5 separate regions of the Homo sapiens genome follow, and regions 2, 3, 4 and 5 are each linked to region 1. The links are chromatin loops, found by intact Hi-C in ENCODE. Cell type or tissue: heart right ventricle. All regions are shown on one strand. Region 1 holds the start of LINC02253 (long intergenic non-protein coding RNA 2253). Region 2 overlaps LINC00923 (long intergenic non-protein coding RNA 923). Region 3 overlaps LOC101927263 (a long non-coding RNA gene). Region 4 has its middle 67 kb from the start of LETR1. Region 5 overlaps LOC101927263 (a long non-coding RNA gene).

Region 1 (4,000 bases):
ATAGAACAGAATATGTGTACTGCTTCATAAAGGCAGAAGTCCCAACTTTTATCCATTTTTCAATGTTATTAGGCTTACTTGCGCTTTTTATATGTCTACCTGCTCCTGAGTCCAGCGACCATCTCCAAAAATGAAGAAATGAAACAAACCAACAAATAGATAAATAAAAGATCTGTAAATGTAAAACCCGTTAAAAATGTAAATAGCCAAGTATTGTGGAATAAATTTAGAAGATTTGATCACTGTTCTGTAAATCATGATTTGGGCATGAAAAAAACTCTCATGGTCTAGATCCAGCAGCCATGACATTTGATCATTTTTCCCTACCTGACCTTGTTTAGTGAGCTCTTTCTCAATAATATGTTCTTTATTGCCGAACGAATGCTCTTTGAATTTACTTTCTTTATGATGTGATTAAAAATCTTCATGACATCCCTAATGATTCATCTCTTTTGGAGCTGGGCAGAAGGGTAACAATTTCTATAATGCACACATTTCATTTAAGGTGAAACCAGAAGGAGATTTATCAATCAGAACAGCGTTTTCAATGTCGTGAGAGGTGAAGCCAGCTGGACTTCTGGGTGGAGGGACTTGGAAAACTTTTCTGTCTTACAAGAGGATTGTAAAATGCACCAATCAGCACTCTGTAGCTGGGATTGTAAAACGCACCAATCAGTGCTCTGTAGCTAGCTAGAGGTTTGTAAAATGCACCAATCAGGACACTGTAAAATGGACCAATCAGCACACTGTAAAATGGACCAATCAGCAGGACATGGGCAGGAAAAATAAGGGAATAAGAGCTGCTTACCCCAGCCAGCAACGGCAAACAGCGCAGGTCCGCTTCCCGTCTGTGGAAGCTTTGTTCTTTCGCTCTTGACAATAAATCTTAATGCTGCTCTCTCTTTGGGTCCATGCCATCTTTAAGAGCTGTGACACTTACAGCCAAGGTCCGGGGCTCCATTCTTGAAGTCAGCGAGACCACGAATCCACCGGAAGGAGCAAACTCTGGACATGGTAGGGTGAACTGCAACCATTGTAAACGAATCTTCGGCACATTTTCTGCCTGAAACATCCAATAACCCTTTAAATAGGAGGTTGCTTTTAATTTGTACATGATCTAGACCACGATATTTTTCCTCTGACAACAAATGTAAAATTTAGCCTAAGCCATAATATGGAAATTTTTAGTGAATATGGAAAGATATTAGCTAGATTATTTTACGTATGTTAAGTAAAATAGACTACTTAATTTGAACTTAGATTAGTGGTTGTTTCCTGGGTTTTGCCATTTATCATTAAAATTTTTAAAGAGATTTCAGGGATGCTAAGATGAGAAATCCTCTTCTTTTTTGGGGGGGGGGGGGTTGGAATTCACTTTAGTGAGCCACCTGCTTCATACTATTAACAATATTGCCCACACCTTTGACAAGCTTTCAGTCCTAGATTTCAATGGCCTCAGCAAGGTGTTCATGATTGGAAAATCCTGAGTCCCATGGGGTAAATATCTCTCCCAAAATGTTCTAGCTCCACAGTCTTGTGAAAACAGAAAACTACATGAGCAGATTACAAACCTATTCAGGAGAAGCCAACAACAGGGGAAGAAAGCCTTCTGCAAAAATACTTTTGAACTTCAGAAGAGGAGGCACATGCTCCGTCCACGAAGCTACAACAAATAGAAGTTTTTTTTTCTTTACAGACATATGTAGAACATTTGTTTCCATTTTATTTCTGCTGTCATAATATGATGGTTTTATTCAGTTTTTAAACATGCTTCAGCTGGAAACACTACATCTTTAAATCAGGCAACCCTGGCTTCAGTGTGAATTCCCTTGCCGCACTCCCTCACCTTACCCAGGTGCATGTTAAATCAGTATTAATGACAATATCATTCTTGTGCAGTCATCTCCTGCCTGCAATTTGGTTTTAATTACCCGCCGCGTTGTCTTTCCCCCTCACTGACAGCCATTAAATAGGGAATGACACCGGAGCCATAGTTGTGTGGAATATTCACTTCGCCAGATTTCATCCCCTTCATAAAGCAGGCTGCAGTGCCTCCTAGTGGCAGAGATCAGAAAGGGAACGGTGGACTTTCTGGGCACTCTGTAGGTGAATTTGGAGATCTGGGCAGATTTGTAACTGCAATGACTATATTTAAAGAAAAAAATAAAGTTTAAAGAGCACATATTAATTAAAGGACAATAAGTGCGATTTGGTTAAGTTGTTTTAGAAATTGATATATAGCAATAAATCGATGCACTATTTAAGCCTTGTCTGACCATCTATAAAAGTGAAAATGAGGATTCAGAAACAACAAACTTGTGGAATAAAACGTAACTGACAAAGTTCTCAAGGCCAGTTGTTCAACAGAGGTGAGCTGCAAGTGCCCAGTGAGTTAGAACTTCAACCGTTTCTATTTCCTCTTTCGCCACAGCACGGATCTTCTTGTTTTCGTTTTTGTTTTTCTTTCTTATTTTCTCTTTTATTCCATTGTACAAAATAATTTTATATATGATCTTAAAACATTCTTCTAAACTACAAATGCATAAATGTCTGTGAACAGTATCTTTTGTGTACAATTAGGTCCTTAAGTGTTTTTTTTTTAAACAAAGTTTTTCCTTAAAGAGGAGTTTAAAATTAAAATTATTTGTCTAAATGTTCAATTTAGACACTGTGCAGATGCTCTGGATTGAAGGTATTCATAAAATGGCTATCACGTTTTGAATCTTTGAAAATTTTGGTTAAATCTGCAGGCATGTGCTTTTGCAGGAAGGACGCTGGACTCTTGCACTATAAGTTGAAAACATCGCTTATAAACAATACATCACAGCACACTTGCAGAGAGAGCACTGGTAAGATATCACATTTGGTTTTTACTTTCTGATTTTTCTCTCTACCAACTTTTTGGTTTAAAGGTTGCAGATCTATGAGATGCTCTTTCACAGTTGCTAAGGCTGTTTCGTAGCCTCTTTCAACAAGCATAATTACTCATTTTACGTGCTGCTAAATGAGAGTCATAGCTAACTGCTTTAATTAGAATTTTAAGTATACATAGTATATGCAATAACTTGTACATACATTTATTGTGTGCATTTGTGTTTGTATGTGCATGTTTGTAAAAATCCAAACATAAAATAGAGAAACCAATAATTATAGTGCATCTCAGTCATTCCCCATTCACCAAACGAGCAGGGCAATGATAAACATAAATTCATTCGCGGTTATTGCTGCATATTTTAATAATAACTTTATATTTTTATATGAGACTCTGAATATTTTCTTGGTAAAAAGGGAAGTGCCTTATAGTAAACTAAAATAATTTTAAGCAAATTATATTGGTTAGAACTTGATCTTGAATTAAAAAAGCAAAGACTTTGGAATAAGAACTTTTTTGCTAAATGAGAATCTTCAGATTGCCTTATAAACTGATTTTTAGTACCTTTGATAGCATCACTAAAAGAGTAAAAGTATTACTCCCTTTAAAATTTAAGAAATTAACATTTTAGAGGGAAAATGTGCTCATGTGATTCATGCTTTTCTTTCAAAGAGAACAATATTTGGTCTTTTGAATGTTGCCTGAATTGATTTGATTTATTGTTTTAAGGAATATTTTACATCATTAAATAACAGCTAGGAAAATGGTTATTCCTTCCAGATTGAAATGGGAAGCTCACAAATGCAACGATGACGGCTTAATCTCTGATACTGCTTACATATATTGGTTTACAGCTATATTGAGTCCAGTTAGACTGATTTTTTCACTCCTAATATGAAACTTGATGCTGGGAAATCTGATAAGTGAGTTTCATTTCCCTGGAAATTTATTGCTTCTGCATCCAAGTGCAAAGAAATAGCACAAGTAAAAACAATGAGGAGTCTGTGCGCAAGGCATTAATGAGGACCACTGTTTTCTCACAGAGATTCTGCATTGGGAAAAAAGAGGTTTCAAGCCATTAACATTACAAAACACGCTATTCCTTTTAGAATCGATATCGTTTTCTTT
Region 2 (4,000 bases), 510 kb after region 1:
ACAAAATGTTGAAGATGTAGAGTTCTTGCTGAAAACAAGATTAGAAAAATTAGCAAAGGTTGAAGGAAAGAATAAGAGTGGTAGACTAGGTCCTTTTAGGGTACACACAAAACAGACTGCAGATGATGAGAATTCAGGGTGCACAGTAGCCAGGGAAGCCTGGACCCCTGCAACATCTGCAGCAAGTACAGATGTGAAGTGTTCTGCCATAAATTCAAGCACAGTGGTTCTGTATTCCTACCTTGATGCCACTTCAGGAGGACTCCTCACTCCTCCAGGGCTGTTGAAATGATATATTGATGTGATCTTCATTTTTGTCAATACCGATTGTCTCAACCTCATTTGTTTGGAAAAAAATTACTAATTTGTGATGCCACCTTAAACATTTGCTGAAATACATCTGCATTGGAGGGTCTAGCTCAAGGTGCTCTATTCTTTTTCATTGATCTCTTCTACTAATGCTCATACCAATGTACCTTCCTAAATTATGTCCAGTTTTCTTTTAACAAAATTACTATTTACTAGGGCAGGTCTTCCTTACTTAGTCTTTTTGTTCAGGGGTTGGGGTTATTCCAACCCTCCATTCAGCCACTGAACTTTCTAATAACAAAAAAAAAGTGCCAAAACAATGACACTAGGATTTCGATGACTTTGTTAAAACTGTAAATAAATCAGTATGGAACTGCAACAGCCATACTGTCTTTTGAAAATATCTCCTAATTAACACAGGATTTCATGTGTCCCTCAATTAATTCTCTCCTCTGAATTAGTTGTTTCCATTATACTTCTAAATGTTTATTGCTTATACAGTATATAGGAAACATATGAGAGTTTCATATTTATTTCTGTTGTATTCAGCCACCTTAATAAAATATCTTATTAATGTTCAGTTATTTTATCTTTTGATTGTTTAATTTTTATCACATTCTCCATTATAACAAGGACATCATCAATATTCATGTCTTGTTTCTGATTCTTATGTGAATACAGGGGATGTATTGTTGATAAGTGTATTAGTCACTCAAGATGTATATTCCCTACTTTATAAAACAATTGCATGTGAGATTGAATTTATTCCTTTTGCATTCCTGGAATAAGCTCTATGCTGCATTATTTTAAATATTGATTAAATTTATTTGTATTCTAGCCTTTTAAAATTTACAAGAATTCATTTATGCTTTTAAAAATGGTATTAGCGCACTCAGAGTATTTTTTCATCTGGAATTAATATCAGTATTTTATATTTTCCAAAAAAGAAAATGATTTATTTTACTGAGTGCTTCAATATTCTGGCATAGATTTAGAGGATTTATAATTTCTATCTCCTTTATATTTGTTGTTTCATCATTTCTAACTTCTAATTTTGTTTATTTGAGCTAGCCATTTTATTATCTTACGGAGAATTCCAGACATAGGTCTTGAAATTGTTTTCCTTATAAAAATAGTGTCTTAGATGTACCTCTCCATTTACTTGTCAATTATATTCCCTACCAATATTGCTTCTTTATATTTACAGTTTTTTTCCTAATTTCTTGAGTATAATGATTAACTCATTTCATTTTATTTTTCTTTAATAATGCTATGAATGTGCTTTTTACTACTGTTTTGGAAGCATCCAATGTCTTTATGAGTTGTATTCCATTTTTTTCTTTTTAAAATAATTGTATTCATAATTTCTTTCTAGGCCTGCTAGATATTTGCAATAGTATATTTAAATTGCTGAAAAGGTTAATTTAAAATTTCTTTAGCCCATGTTAAATTTTGGAATTTTGGGGAGGTCTTTTTCATGGCTTAGAATATCATTTTTTCTGATTTTTTTCTTTTAATTTCTCAATAGATGCCTACAAAAGGAATCTTTTTTTATTAGCAGAGTAAAAAATGTGTGCTTTAGTAACTTTTCATTGTTATCCCTGATGGTAACATAAGCCTAGCAGGACTAAATGATTAGCAACTAAGACAGCCGAAGTTTGTCTTGGATGGGCACTTCCTTTGTACATACCTAGATGGCTTTTTTTCTCCTTCTCAGATTGTACTTCTTTTTAGATTCAGATAAAACACTGGAAATTTTTAATTAATGGAATATTTTATTTATTGCTTTAACAAATAGCTCTATTTTGTGGGAAGCCATATTCATAGATGGAAATCACACAATCTCTGGATCCCACCTAGTTCATTTAAGAGACCGGAACTACCCTTGTTGGCACCACTCCCACCTAGCGGCTCTTTTCAGAATTACATAGAGAGCGTCTCAGCATGACGCTCATGACGCTGAAAGTCATCATCTTCAAAAGTAACCTGTTCACACAAGGAAAGCATCACAATTAACGCATTAGGAAAATATTTATTAGACTGAAGCACCTTCTAACATTTAAATTCCAAACACAGTTTGTTTGGATTTTTTTTCTTTGCAGGGTTGAGGGAGGTAAAATTATCTATTTGAAACTAGATGTAGCATGTTTTCTACATAGACAATAAAATATCCAAGAGTAACTCAAATATTTTATTAGAAATGTTTAGAAATAACCTTTTGGAATTTGTTATTATTATTCATCTAAATTTCGATAAACTTCTCTATTCAGTTTCTCCTGATTCCAGGTTATGTTCAATAACATGACGCAGTCACTGATGCACGTGACAGCTGAAGGGGCTCAATGATGTGAAACTCATGTGAGAAATCATGACGGGAGATGCAGCTTTTATAACCCTGCATTGTCTACTAAAGCACAATAATCAAGCCACTTTATGAGACTGGTGATGATACTATAATGACATCAATCTGAGGACAATTTAAAGGAATATTCCATTTTCAAAAAATATTCTGGAATACAACTGAAGAGATAAGCCAATAGAAGAAGTAATTTAAGTATTTGTCCCTAGTTAATTTGTGTAATCAGCTTGACAACTTGCAAAGTCAGTTTAATTCTTTACCTAGCCCTGTAAGATCTGTCTACCAATAACAGCATTACTTAGCATATACTAAAACCATTTTTTCTTGTACTATAATGCTTATAAGAAGAAAATCATCAAATATTTTCATACTTTATACTCTACGGATTCCCAAATAACCAGGTTTGTATTTTAAGGTCCTACAACATTAGAAAATATTCTGTCAAAATAACACTTTAGATATTTGCCAAAAAAGCATATTCTCAGCTGACCTATGGCTTGCCTTCTGTCCTTCAAGGAAGGGTAATAACCTATCTTAATTGTTTCATAAATTCCTAAATAAGGGCAAGAATTTAGAGTACCACTCTTGGCAAAGTTATGGTCCTAAAATTAAAAGGCTGAAACTCAAATAATTTTAAAAATTGGTTTGCATGTTATGTACGAATGGGTAGTGGGCCTTTCATTTGTCCTTTGATTATTTTAGGTGTGCTTTGTATCAGGGGAAATGTAATCTGGAGCTAAGCAAAGCAAAATTGTGACACATACCAGAGGGATCTGTTTTAAATGAGAATCAACAGAAATAAGGGGGGGAAAGTCCTGAGACAGGGTCATCAGAAAGATGAAGAGACAAAATCCGTCCATTCAAGAGGCTGCCCTCACTCTCACTCAGCCACCCCATCCCACCCAGTTCTAAGGCATTCTCAGAACCACCCAGATCCCAGTTGTGACAAATTGTTCCAAATAAAGATATTCACTCACTCAGCCATGTAACTATAGAGAATGGCAGTTATCATATTAACTGTCTTCATGAAAACATTTAATAACATAAAGCAATGATAAAGAATTTTGATGAATGCAGATATATGCACACATACCCAAATTTATAAAGCATTAAGTAGAACTCAAAAGTTGCTGCTGGCATTTTTAGCTCATGGGATTTTTCCTTAGAAATCTGGGAAGTTCATTGCCAGGCCCATAGGCTCTGCAATCCGAGAAAAGGCTGAATTTTCTTGTGCATGGAGGCATCCCTGCATCTTTGCAGAGATTTTTGACAGGGTCTCTGATCTGCAGGCTGCAGAGCCACCTTTTCGGGGCCACCTGCACACAGAGGGAA
Region 3 (4,000 bases), 880 kb before region 1:
GGAGGGCGCCGGGGAGTTCGGAGCCCGGAGGGACATTTTTGCCAAGACCGAGCGGAAGCCGAGCCCGTGCGGCTGGCTGCGCCTAGGAGTTCCGCCACGGGTCCGACGGGGCACCCTGGGTCCCCGCAGCCCGTCACAGGCGTTTGCACATTTGTGTGCACGACCACTGGCGGGGGCGTTGAGCCTCTGCTAGCCGCCTCGGGCTCCGCACACCCTTGGGTGATTACCCGGCCCCCACCTCCCTCCAAGCGACCTCGGCTCCAGGAAAAGGCTTTAATCTGCTATTAAGCGTTTTCCAAAGTTTCTTTCCAAAGGAGAGTTCTTCACTTAACTGGCTGTAAACATAATTAATAGTTATTAACATGCAAAAAAACCTTTGTGGTGTTTAAAAGGATAATGGTCTCTCTCTAGCTCACACTCTTAAGCATGGAGAGAACCTTGAAATCTGAAAATATCCTGATTAGATTATTAGAGGTGATTATACAGTGATTTTCCTCGTTCTCTAATGACATTCTTCTCTCTCCTCCCTTCCTCTGTCTCTTGTTCTCTCTTTTTCTTTTTCTCCCAGTCTCAATCTCACTCTAATCCAGGAGTCATTAGCAACACCCTCTGGCTACATGTTTTGCATCAGTGAAACATTGTGACATAGTTGTAATACAAACTCAGCCGCCTTGCACTGCATCTTGCGGTAGGAAGTGTAATAGCAACAAAAATCATTTTTCATCTCCAGGCATTATTGGGCGAAAAAAACCCCAGAAAACCTGAATGTGAGAAGAGGAAGGGGTGGAGAAGAGAGAAATGAAGGGAGAGAAGAAGGGGGTGGAGGGGGGGAAGAGAGAGAGAGACAGAAAGAGAGAGACACACAAAACCTTTTCCAGTTTAGAACTCCTTTTCCAAACTGTAGGCGTGCAGGTTCACACCTATCATTTCCTATGCCTTCCTCTCCTCGGTTTTTGTCCTAGTTCCTCACTGCTGGCCCTCAGTGGGCCCCAGGACCCTCTTGGGAATTCCCTCTGAGCTCCCATTATCTCTCATCAGCTGCCTTCTCCCCATGTTAGCACCAACTCTCACCCCCACCCCCATGCCTAGGCCTCAAGACCCCCAGGGCCCGGGCCACCCCTCCTTAGCTGGCAGTTACTAGGGATGCTCACTGAAGTCCTGCTAGGAAATTGGGGCCTTTCTCCTGTGTGGTCTCACAGGAATCTTTCCTAGCCTGATGGAGAAGAGACAAACCAGCCAGAAAGCCAACCTGGCTATTTTCCTGGCGCAGCCGTGTAATTTCTGAGCAAGATCTGAGAGCTCCTAATCAGCAAGGAGGAGCCCTGGTTACAGGGAGAAGGGGCACTCACGCTATCCCCTGCCTGCCCTTTGGGGGCTCACCCCGCTAACTCAGGGGACTGCGGAGTTTCAAGAAGCGATCTCTATGTTGGGATTGCTCAGGCAGGGAAATACAGGGGCTTATACAACACCAGATAAACTCTATCTCCACCCTATAGTCCCCAGTTCAGCTCCCATTATTTGTAGGATCCACAGAGCTCCTTTTAAAAAAAAGGATTTGAACTTTGTAATAAAAACTACATTAAATAAAGGTTCTGTACCTCCCTTCAAAACAAAGAAACCACACAAATCCTCACTGGACCATGACAGAGATGCTGTATTTTTAAAACCATGTTTGGCATGTAACATTTGTTTTAACTTATAACACCCATCTCTGGGATGGTGCACTTTGAAGACACATTGAAGCAAAGGCTCACCATATAAGTGGGTTAAATTTTCTGTATATTTTATGGTCGTGTGGATATAAGATTGCGGCAAACCTGTTAAGTTATCAACTGGATAAAATAGTGTCAAATGCCCAGTTGCACCTTGGAAAGAGAGGCTGTGTAATTTGCAATTCTTGCCAGTTGCTACTTTCACCGGCGGACAGGTGTACGTGTTGGGGGCTATATTTTGTGGTTATTTAGTCAGCAAAGCCAAAAGCTGTGGGTACAGTGTCCCAGTAGGCTGGAGACTGGCACTGCAGAACCCCTCTAATGCTGGACTGACCAGAATAAATGAATTTTGGTGGAAATCATAATTGGGAAGGGATGACTTTATAGGCACCACCTCATGGGAGACATCTGCACTGGCCGCAGCTGAATGGCCGGAAATACACGGGGCCCGAACTAGTGGCTTCCTAAAGACCACGTCTCATTTATCTTCTCCTTTCTAGGAAAGCAGCTCCCCAGCTTGAGTGACTACTTTAGACTTGGTGAAATTGTGCCTATATATTTTTCTCCTTCTTCTGTTATTTTCCCTTCATCCCAATGCAGCCACTGTGGGATCTGTCGGTCACAGATAATGGTTTTTAACCCGTCAGAAGACCTGTGCGTTGCGGCTTCTCTGAGGGTTTCGATTACGGAAAAAGTCCGGGTGACGTACAATTAGGCTGCCGCAGGCTGGGAGGCTTGGCGGCGTCATTCCAGTTTCTGCAGCGAGGTGGCGCTCCAAGGTACGGCAGCGCGCCCGGGTTTTCGCCACCGAGCGCATCCGCCGCCGCGTCCACGCAGCGAGGCAGCGGCCACCGAGCAATGTTAACTCGGGGTTCCTAAAGCCTCTGAGCGGAAAATCGGGAGCGCTCAGACCCACCTAGGCGGAGCGGTCCGCAGGGTGGGCGAAGGCCTGAGGCCACGACTGGGGAAGGCTGGCGGCGGCGGGGAGCGCTGTGATGGCGAGTTCCGGAGCACACTCCGCGCGCCGCCGCTCGGGGGAAATCTTCGAAATTCCCGGGCGGGGCGGAGGCTGGGGCTGCAGGTCCCCAGGCACGGCGAGCGGCGCGCTGGAGTCAGCCTCGGCCCAGGCACACCGAGCAAGCGCCCAATCCACCACAAGCTCAGAGACGCAGCTTAGGGTTTTTTGTTGTTCTTGTTGTTCTTTTTCAAAGAAAAAAATAAGGAAAATATGTGTTCTATCGTTGTCCCCCAAACTAAAAAAGAAAAGATATATAGTTTTTGGGTTTTCCTTTGCTTTCTTCTTTTCTCTCATTTCCTTTTTCTTCCCTTCCTTTTCCTTTTATTTTCTGTAGTTTTTTTTTCTTACCTCTCCTTTCGCTTTTTTTTTTCTGTATTTTTCCTCCTATTTCTTAGAACTGGTTGTGTGTGTGTGTGTGTGTGTGTGTGTGTGTGTGAGAGAGAGAGAGAGAGAGAGAGCTTGAAAGAGAGAGGGAGAGAGAGAGAGAAAGTGAAAGTATTACCACCGGCTGGTAATACTAGAAGGCTTGGGCAAATGGTAGCAAAATTGGAGAAACTATTTCAATTTATTGAACGGACTTCAGTGCGTACGATTTCGTTTCCATGCTTCTGCTCTTTCTGGGTGTCTCACAAGCTCTGAGTCGAAGATGACTGGGAGAAAATGGCTCTCACTCTGCCACTCCTCATCTGCGGTCGTAGGGGCCCTTTAAAATCATTTTTGAAACAGTGATAGAATAATAGTAATAGTCCCAATGAACAGCGTTTCCTTCTGGCATGAATTTTCTCGTGGTTTTGCAGCCTGGTCGGCGGGACCCGAGGAACGCGGGCGGGCGGCGCGGCTGCTAGGCTGGGGCCCTCCTGTCAGCAGCTGGTTCCATGTGAATCCCCTGACCCGTGAGCTGTCCCCCTCTCTGTGGCCCTGGGTCTCGGGCCTGGGCCCTCGCAGCTGCTGGGATGCTTTGCTGCGACAACACCCTGCCTTCCACATGCAGCCGCTGCACTTCTCCCTTGAGTCGCATTTCCGGCCACCTCACCTTCCTTGAAGTTTTCTAGTATATAAGGAGGAATTTTCGGCCCAATTTAGAAGTCTGCAGAAACTCAGAGGGTCAGGTCATTAGGAATGTTAACGCGGCGACCAAGAATTATAAACATGATCTGAAAGTCTCTTCCAATTCATTTCTTCAAGTATTTATTTGAGCTAAGTGATGAAAAGTGACAGTTGTGAAATAGACAGCTTTTAAAAGTAATGAAGTCAGATGAGGCTTTAACCT
Region 4 (4,000 bases), 2.0 Mb before region 1:
TTTAAATGAAATATGCTTGTTGCACCACTGACCCAAACGAGCAAAGTGCTAAGGTATTGGAGATGATTACTTATTTTACATCATCAGAAATGAAGTCTAAGGAGAAAAGGTGCCACATTTTTGCCTGCTTTTTTCTTTCCTAGGGCTATCTATACCCTTGACAAATTTGATGTTCAGAATTTTTGCCCTTTAGAAGTTTTTAGTAGAGTAATTTGAAAGACAGGTGCTCATTTAAGTGAAAACAAAATTATATATATATACATACATATCGCCATATTTTTCTCTCAAAAAGTTAAAAATGACTTGTGGATTTTGCTTAAACATTTAAAAATTCATTTTTTCAATGATCAAGAATTACCAAAATGATTGATATTTGTGTTGTTATTGTTTCTAAATATAATAGTGCTGCTTAAAATGGTCATGATATGCATTTACTTTAGATGACACTTTAGGTGACTTATAAAATGCATAGTTTAGACTGCATAGGCATTCTGAGTTTGCATTAACATAAAAAATGTGCATTCTAATCCCACTTAGGTAACATAGAGAAAAAGTCTACACATCAGGAGAAAACAACTAAAATGGAGATAGGAACTTGTTTTTTGGACACCTTTTGGCACCCACCATCACAGATTTTACAGTCTCAATTTCTCCTGCACAGATCCCACTGACAAAGGGTATTACATTTTGCTGACATCAGTGACCTGGCATCACGGAATTATTCCCTGCTTCGGTTTACAGAGGAATAAACCAGTAATTAATTATATATCAGAACATGAGAATCGACCTGGCAATAATGTACAGGCTAAGAACTCTATTTACATATGTAGGTTATTTAAAATATGTCTTGTTAAATAAATATTTAAAACACTTCCTTATTTAGCTTATACACTGTTTGGACTGAAGCTGCAATCCTCATTGCAGAATGTTCGAAAGAGTAAGAGTGTTGTCAGAGATTTTCATCTCTGCCTGACCTGCAAAATCTCCTCTTTGTGCATGGCAGGGCATACAAAAAATCTCTTTAATGAAAACAACAACATAAACTATCTCTATTGGCACTGACATAAATAATGAAAGTAGAAATTTCATCCTGAGAAAATCACAAAACTTATTTTTAGGTTGAGGGAAGTAGAACAAGAGGCCCAGGCATAAATTAATCACAATCGACATGACCACCTCAGAGAGAGCAGTTAAAAGTAGACAGTAAGGGAAACAAATGATTTCACAGAAAAATGTTCTCCTCGCTGTTGGTCTTTTTCCCCTTGTAAATATCCAGAATTGCTTTTAAAGTGGAAATAAAATAAAATACAGGACTTAAGACTTTTCCGTATCTCTCAAATCAATATACAGCCACAATTTTGAAACAACCATAATAATGAGAATACACAAGACAACTCCAATAATGTGGGAAGACAAACTTTGCAATTCACATCATGGCCACACTAAGACTCAGTTAGGGTCCCAGAAGGTATTCAATGTATTTCTGGGGGCTCAGAAATTAGCTTTTTTTGGGAGGATATCTCTATACCTGCAACTGCCCAGTTTTCTCCAGAGCATGTTTGCTCCCTTCAGAATGGAATCCCGACCATGACGATTTCTGATCCACCAGGGGGAGCAGTTCACCAGCACAAAACAAGCCTTCCCCAAAGGAAGTCGCTGAAGGCGCCTTTTCCTCTCAATTTACACAGCTGACAACGACTCTGATTTTTATCAGTTCTCCTAGATGTGGCACTCATATACCTCATACTGATTTCATATGCCTGACCTCATGCTGGTGGGATATGTGTTGTTCCATCACGGACACATATGCCCATGAGCAGGTTTTTCTGTAGGACTTGACATTCAGTCCTTGTAATTTATAGAAATTCCTTGTTTTATTATAGGAAGTAATTTAGTCTCTGCTTCTTCGCCAGCTTTTATGGACAAAACCGATAGATTTATCAAACTGCTTATTTCATACTTATTCTAGGGCAAGGACATAGTGGAGAAGCTGATCTTTGGGGTGTGTGTAAGGAGGTATGTGTGGGAGAGGTACTCCCCCGCAAGGTCTTGAAGCCAGGCATCTACCACAGCTTGCTGATAGCACCCCTTCTTTCTCCAGCAAGCCTTTTTCCTGCCCTCAGACTAGAGCCCTGGGACTCGGAAGGAAAACAGCTGCCAGAGAAAGGCCAGTGTTGGTGATAAGCTCTTTGTGTGCAAGCTCAGACTTGAGACCAGCCTGTCCAAACAAAACAGCGGTGGACTTCAGGAGAGCTGTGTATGGGTAGAGAACCTCAAGCCTGCTGGTGAAAAAGCCAACCAGAGGACTACACTAGCCCTTGTTTTGCAAATGGCTCCACAATCCACTGAAGGAATTTCCCTAGGGGCGCCAAGTTTTAACTTTGACAGAAGCCAGTCCTTTTGGCCCCTTATCCCAAGTCTCTACCCTGGCACTTCAGCTCACTGCTCTCTGACAGTCCTTACTTCTTAAGGTGTAGACTCTGATCAGCAGCTTTGGCATCAGCTGGGAAATTGTTAGACATGCAGAACCTCAGGCCCCATCCTGGACTTTTGGAGTCAAAATCTGCCTTAAAAAAAAAAAAAAAAACAGGTGACTAAAGTGCATGAAAGTTGAAACTATGCACAAAGACTCTTGTCTCTGAATAGGTCTGCTTCTATTAGGATGCAGAAAAGATGCATAGTTGTGTTCTTCAAATAGAAGTCATAGATGTCAAGATTATTACACGGCCTTATCATATACGTAACCAAACTCTCAAAGCAGCAGGGACAAAGCAGAGAATTTAGTCTTTCAAAGAAAAGACTTGGTTCTGGAACATAGCAGCTTTCTGGCACCTCATTTGTACTTCATAGGTACTGACTCCATTGGGAAGATTAAGTGAGCACCTGACACACAGAAGATTCAGTTGACCCTTCTTTTCCTCTAAAATTGAGTTTTCAATCTATGAAAATCAACCCGGGATTTGGCTATTAACATTTTTTTCTTTAACTTTACTATTTTCTGCCTTTTTTTTTGAAGGTAAGGTTTTGCTCTGTCACTCAAGCTGAAGTGCAGTGATGCAATCATAGCTCACTGCAGCAGCCTCGAATTACGGAGCCCAAACAATTCTTCTATCTCAGCCTCCCAAGTACCTCAAACTAGAGGCACACGCCAATACACACAGCGAATTTACTTTATTTTATTTTTGTAGAGATGGGGGTCTCATTATGTTACCCAGGCTGGTCTTGAACTGCTGGCCTCAAGTGATCTTCTAACTTCAGACTCCCAAAGTACTGGGATTACTGGCATGAGCCGCCTTGGCTACCTTTGCTAATATTTTATTACTTCTGAATAAACCGTGGAGAAAGAAATAAATCTTAAGCCATCCTATATATTTACTCATTAGTTGCTTTGTTTAATGGCTTTGAAGAGGAGAAAGTTGAAAGAGCTAAAATAATCATTTGAGATTTCTGATGAGATTCCAAGACTTACCTTGGACACTGTTTTATCAAGGCTAACTAAAGAAGGGGAATTTATTCTAGAAAAAATAATAAAGAACTATCTCATTAAAAATACCCCCCAAACAGCTAATTTCCAACCACACATCTGTTAATATTGTCTCCTGAACACTCACAGCTGGATGGAGTTAGTGACAGGTATTTGAGGTGTCGTAATAGGACACATTGTCTGTATTTCTTTGATGACTTAAGGAGCAATATTCTGCATTGCTCATTTTTTCTCTGGCCTTTACACTATTCTTTTGCAAATGCTGTAATGTGATATTCTGAATTTTGGCACAAATTCGTTAGAAGGCAAAACTATCCTGAGTATCAACTGCTTGGTTACCAAGTTGGATGTAATCCCTTCCGAGGAAAATCAGTTATAGAATTATGATATTGGGTTTATTTCCTGACAGGGTAGAGATTTAGCATGGCAGACAAGAGGGAAGGCTATCCTCAAATCTGATGTCCTGGTTTTGCCCAGGCCTGACCAAGACATTTAAATTCTTCACACATCGAAGAG
Region 5 (4,000 bases), 870 kb before region 1:
TCTTTGGCAGCCCTCCGGCCCTTACCTTGTCTGGAGACGCGCCCCCCACCCCGCGCTCCCTGAACTGCTGTGCGTCGAGCTGAGTCCTCGCCAACGGCCGCACGGTGACGTTGCCGTGTGAGCCCAGCAGTCGCGGGCAACAGGGGATTTTTCAAGGGGGAAATGACGATTAGAAGAGAGAATCATCTAAATATCAAAGTGACACATGGGGAGACTTGGAAAAAATATTTAAGCTAATGAAAAGCAAATAAAGAAGCAGACACTTAGGCTGGGAAATTAAATATTATGTTTAAAATGGTGCTTTTGTCCGGGCTTGAAGATTTCCGATTCATGTACACATAATAAACACTCAGGTTTGTCATCTGGAGGTGCAAATCTGAAAGATATTCCGACAAATGAAGTGCTGGCAGAGAGAGGAATAAAGAGATCGGTGCCTGTCAGGGGTCAGGCAGCCTGAGATTGCTTCTAGAGATCTTTTGAAAATTTCACACGATTGAAGGCTTAGGGGCTTCACTGCGTTCGCATTTCAAACTCAGATCAGTGGGATCACAATCAAAAATAGAGGTCTGGAAAATTTTGATGCAAAGATGGCCACGCGCATCAGGGCTTCTCTCACTAGCTCTCTCTCTCTCTCTCTCTCTTTTTTTTCTTTCTAAGACAGACACCCTGACATGGCTGTGATCCTTTGGATGACAGAGTTGTCAGTAAAGAAAGAGAAAATTGCATCTTGTCTGATAACTTCCTTTCAGTCAAAAGGAATTTAGGGTCTTATTTTCAATAAAAGAAAAAAAAAGATGGTTCATTTCTAGCAAGCATAGGATGCTCAAAAGAGTCTCGAATTTCATAATTAATGATCTACTCCTAGACATTTAGGTGTGATTCACCTCTTCATTTATCCAGACTAATATGATTTCTCACTCAGTTTATACTCTGGCATTACATTGAAAATTTGTCTCAATTTCTCAACACTATCATTTGTATACACAGTCAGGTGTATGAACGTGATTACATGCATACGCACTTCAACATATATGTGTGCACACACAACTTTGATCCCTAAATCCGGACATTGGCCTGTTTGTCTGATATTCCATGAGAGTTATTGCCCACTGCCCAAGATGTCAGCACTTTCTGGTTTGAACAGGACACAACAAAATCAATTGTCTCTGTGATTGATCTGGTGGTGGTGGGGGTGGGGTGGGGTGGGAAATAAGAGGACCTGGGGACGGGCATTCTATGAGACCAAATCAAACTAAGGAACTCTAGAATGGAACCAGGCTGAGTAGATGCCGAGGAGCTGGTAGACAGGCAGTGGACCAACTGGAGAACACCTTGGGAACAAGATGTGATGGCAATTATGCCAAAACCTGAATCATCTAAAATTATTTGCTATTGGTTTGGCCAACTTTAGGGTGAGCAGAAAAAGGACCAACTTAGCATCAGTTTGCAGGTTGTAATTTTCACCTGACTGTTTCAGAGAAATGAACAAGATACTTTTGGAAATAATCTGAATTACAGTCGAGTTTCATTAACTTTCAAACCAACATGAGCAGATGTTGGATTCCTGAAACCTCTCCTTAACTGCATATATTAGGAGATCTCTGCTGAGGAGGGTCCCTACAGTGGAGAAAGAAGAGACCTGTATAAAAAATATCTCCTGTTTCCTGAATTATAGACTCAAGTTGTTAATAATATATGTTGTTTCACACATGGTCAGAAAGGGAAAAGTGTAATAGTTGCTTTAAGTGGATTTATAAGCTCAAAGCTTTTACTCCTCCCACTTCTGCAAGGCTGGGGCAGCCACCACAAACACCAGGACTTGGAGGCAGAGGCAGAACCCCAAAAACTGCTTGGCGGGCTGAACAGGTCCCAGATGAACAGCTCTGGTATGCCAAGCCAGGGAGGACAACTTGGCCCTGGCACCCTGAGTTTGGTGACTCCAGGATGAGGGCTGGGGAGGTGAAATGGAATGTGAGTGCCTCTGAAGTCCTACATTCAGAAACCTCCCAGACACCCTCATTGCAATTCTGGTGGAGAAATTCCCACCCTGGAGCTTTGGAGGAGAGCAGCCAGTGTCTACAGAGCAGCTACTATCCTCAGATCGGCTTCTCCATTCCCCCTGCCCCCGCCCCCACCCCACTCCGTCCACAGTAAAGGAATAGAGAGCAGGTCCTTAGTGTAACTTTAAAGCACTTGAGCAGAGGCGCAAACGAAGGAGAGTCTTCTCTTCGTAGAAGGGCCACCCACGGGGCACTCAATTTCGCTTTTTCTAAGTCTCCTACAAAGGACGGAGGCCCCTAACCGGGCTTTAAAAGTGGGGTTTTGTGCAGTAAATACGGTGGGGCCCGTCCTGGTGTCCAGGAGAAGCACCAGAAGAGAAAAACGGGCGACAGGATGACCGCAAGGGAGCAGGGAGAGGTAGGAGGGGACCCTCGGCCGAGTAGGGACAGTGCCGCCTCGGAGCCTGAGCCGCGAACTGGCCCCAGCAGGGAGGCCGCGCAGCCTGGCTAGGGTTCGCTGGGATGCACGCCACCGCGGGCGTGCTGCGTGCCCGGGATGTCCCCTGAACTAGGCCGGAGAAGGATTCAGGTCTCCTCTGGTGGATGTGGGAGGTCTTGGGATAACTCTTCGTGAGAATGCAGAGCTGGCAGGAGCCTCCGTAAAAACACTACAAGAAGCGGTCTTGAGGGCCGTCTACTTTGCTCACAAAACAGGGTTTTTCTCCAGCCAGGAAGGGCGGCGAGACCCAGGCAACTTGGACCCGGTTAGGGACCTGTGCGGGATGTGTTTTCTGAAACTTTTACACAGGAACTCCAGGGGGCGGGGGACGAGGGCGGCAACCCCAGATCACAGGCGGCCGGCGACCTCCGGTTATAGTGATGGGTCCCCTTTTCCTGCCATCGCCAGCCCTGGGACCCAAGGACAGGCGAGTAACATTTCTCTCTCCATCCCATTCTCACTTTAACCCGCCCCCCTCCAAAAAAGTCAGGGTCCAGAGGAGAATTGCGAACAGGAGGTCAGAGGCTGAGCAGAGCTTGAGATGAAACGGCGCCTATAGATTTAAAAGCAAACAAAGCCGAAAACAACCCTAACCATTTTGGCTGCGCAAGGGCTAGAGCTCTCCGGTGCGCCTGGGGCAGGGCGGTCGCCGCACAGTCTGCTCCGGGGCCGTCAGGAGCTGTATCAAGGGCTGGGCCCCAGCTCGCTCCTGTCTGGCTGGCCCCGAGTCGGGACACCCCGAGTGCAACCTTCTTATCTGCTCTACCCCTCCTGACCCGACACGCTGGTTGTGGGGGGCGCCACTGGTATCAAGAAACGCGCCAGGCGCAGGTGGGCCGCCAAGGGGGGCTAGAGGCTGGGCAGCCGTGGCCCAGGCCAGGTCCCAAGCGCAGTGCCCTGGGTCCTGCCCCCTCCAGGAGTCAGACACAAACACACTCCGGGTCCTAGTCAAATGTAGAGTTGGGAGAAAGGAACCTGCGGAGGCATCTTCTGGCTGTTCTACCCCCAGCGTGAGAAAACTGAGCATTCCGTGCCTGTAGGGAGAGGTCCACAGCCCTAGGGGACCGTGAGAACGCGGTGGGACACCTGAGTTGCCATTTTGGCCTTTTCTAAAATAATGTTTTAAAAAATATTATGAAACTAAAATCTCCAGGCGAGGCATCGCCTTTCTTCTCGTTTTGATATGACACCCACTAAATAAAATCCTCTTTTAAGCCATCTTCACTCTAACTTCAAAGGAGCGAATGTTAATTTTACCTTTATTTAAATGATTGCAGAGGCTGACTGGTGAGGGATTCTCCCCTTCCTCCAGCTCTCCCTCCGGATTTTAACATATGGAGTACAGTCACGATTTACCGCCACCCTGGAAAGCCAGCCGCCACCTCCCCAACCCCCATCTTGCCTTTTTTCCCCCTTTGGTTGGTATTAATTTCATGGAATGCTATTTAAAGTTTAGCATGAAATGCTCGTGCTATAACACAAGTGGCGAGGTATCGCCAAT

What was found. Peaks named below come from ENCODE experiments on the same cell type or tissue, not always from the same donor. Only the 100,000 strongest peaks of a DNase experiment are listed, where the experiment ranks them.
Region 2: a loop joins it to region 1, with 4 times the contacts of the local background. A loop is called at or near these places in 18 of 110 quality-filtered maps.
Region 3: it touches region 1 in a loop (8-fold over the local background); 52 of 110 quality-filtered maps call a loop at or near these places.
Region 4: a loop joins it to region 1, with 4 times the contacts of the local background. A loop is called at or near these places in 42 of 110 quality-filtered maps.
Region 5: a loop joins it to region 1, with 4 times the contacts of the local background. A loop is called at or near these places in 51 of 110 quality-filtered maps.

Annotation. Positions count from the first base shown.
Region 1 is chr15:97,233,471-97,237,470 of GRCh38, forward strand. It overlaps LINC02253 (long intergenic non-protein coding RNA 2253), which reads left to right and starts at 822. Exons shown (of 8, transcript NR_183855.1): 1 at 822-1,014; 2 at 2,751-2,849. In heart right ventricle, CTCF peaks have their summits at 2,084 (motif pointing left) and 2,287; a DNase peak (open chromatin) is centred at 2,031; H3K4me3 peaks cover 639 bases.
Region 2 is chr15:97,743,456-97,747,455 of GRCh38, forward strand. It overlaps LINC00923 (long intergenic non-protein coding RNA 923), which reads right to left. Exons shown (of 2, transcript NR_024173.1): 2 at 1-28. Among named protein-coding and RNA genes, the nearest start is that of LINC00923, 130 kb to the right of the region's middle. In heart right ventricle, CTCF peaks have their summits at 2,200 (motif pointing left) and 2,407; no DNase peak of the experiment used is centred here.
Region 3 is chr15:96,354,561-96,358,560 of GRCh38, forward strand. The region is part of intron 3 of LOC101927263 (a long non-coding RNA gene); the gene reads left to right. Among named protein-coding and RNA genes, the nearest start is that of SCDAL, 14 kb to the left of the region's middle. RefSeq lists enhancers at 1-591, 3,914-4,000. In heart right ventricle, CTCF peaks have their summits at 672, 2,475 and 2,684; a DNase peak (open chromatin) is centred at 2,471; H3K4me3 peaks cover 2,929 bases; H3K27ac peaks cover 3,715 bases; H3K27me3 peaks cover 2,175 bases.
Region 4 is chr15:95,258,008-95,262,007 of GRCh38, forward strand. No RefSeq gene overlaps it. Among named protein-coding and RNA genes, the nearest start is that of LETR1, 67 kb to the right of the region's middle. In heart right ventricle, CTCF peaks have their summits at 1,605 (motif pointing right) and 1,804; a DNase peak (open chromatin) is centred at 1,614; H3K27ac peaks cover 2,022 bases; H3K27me3 peaks cover 190 bases.
Region 5 is chr15:96,363,464-96,367,463 of GRCh38, forward strand. All of the region lies in intron 3 of LOC101927263 (a long non-coding RNA gene), which reads left to right. Among named protein-coding and RNA genes, the nearest start is that of SCDAL, 23 kb to the left of the region's middle. In heart right ventricle, no CTCF peak of the experiment used is centred here; no DNase peak of the experiment used is centred here; H3K27me3 peaks cover 3,718 bases.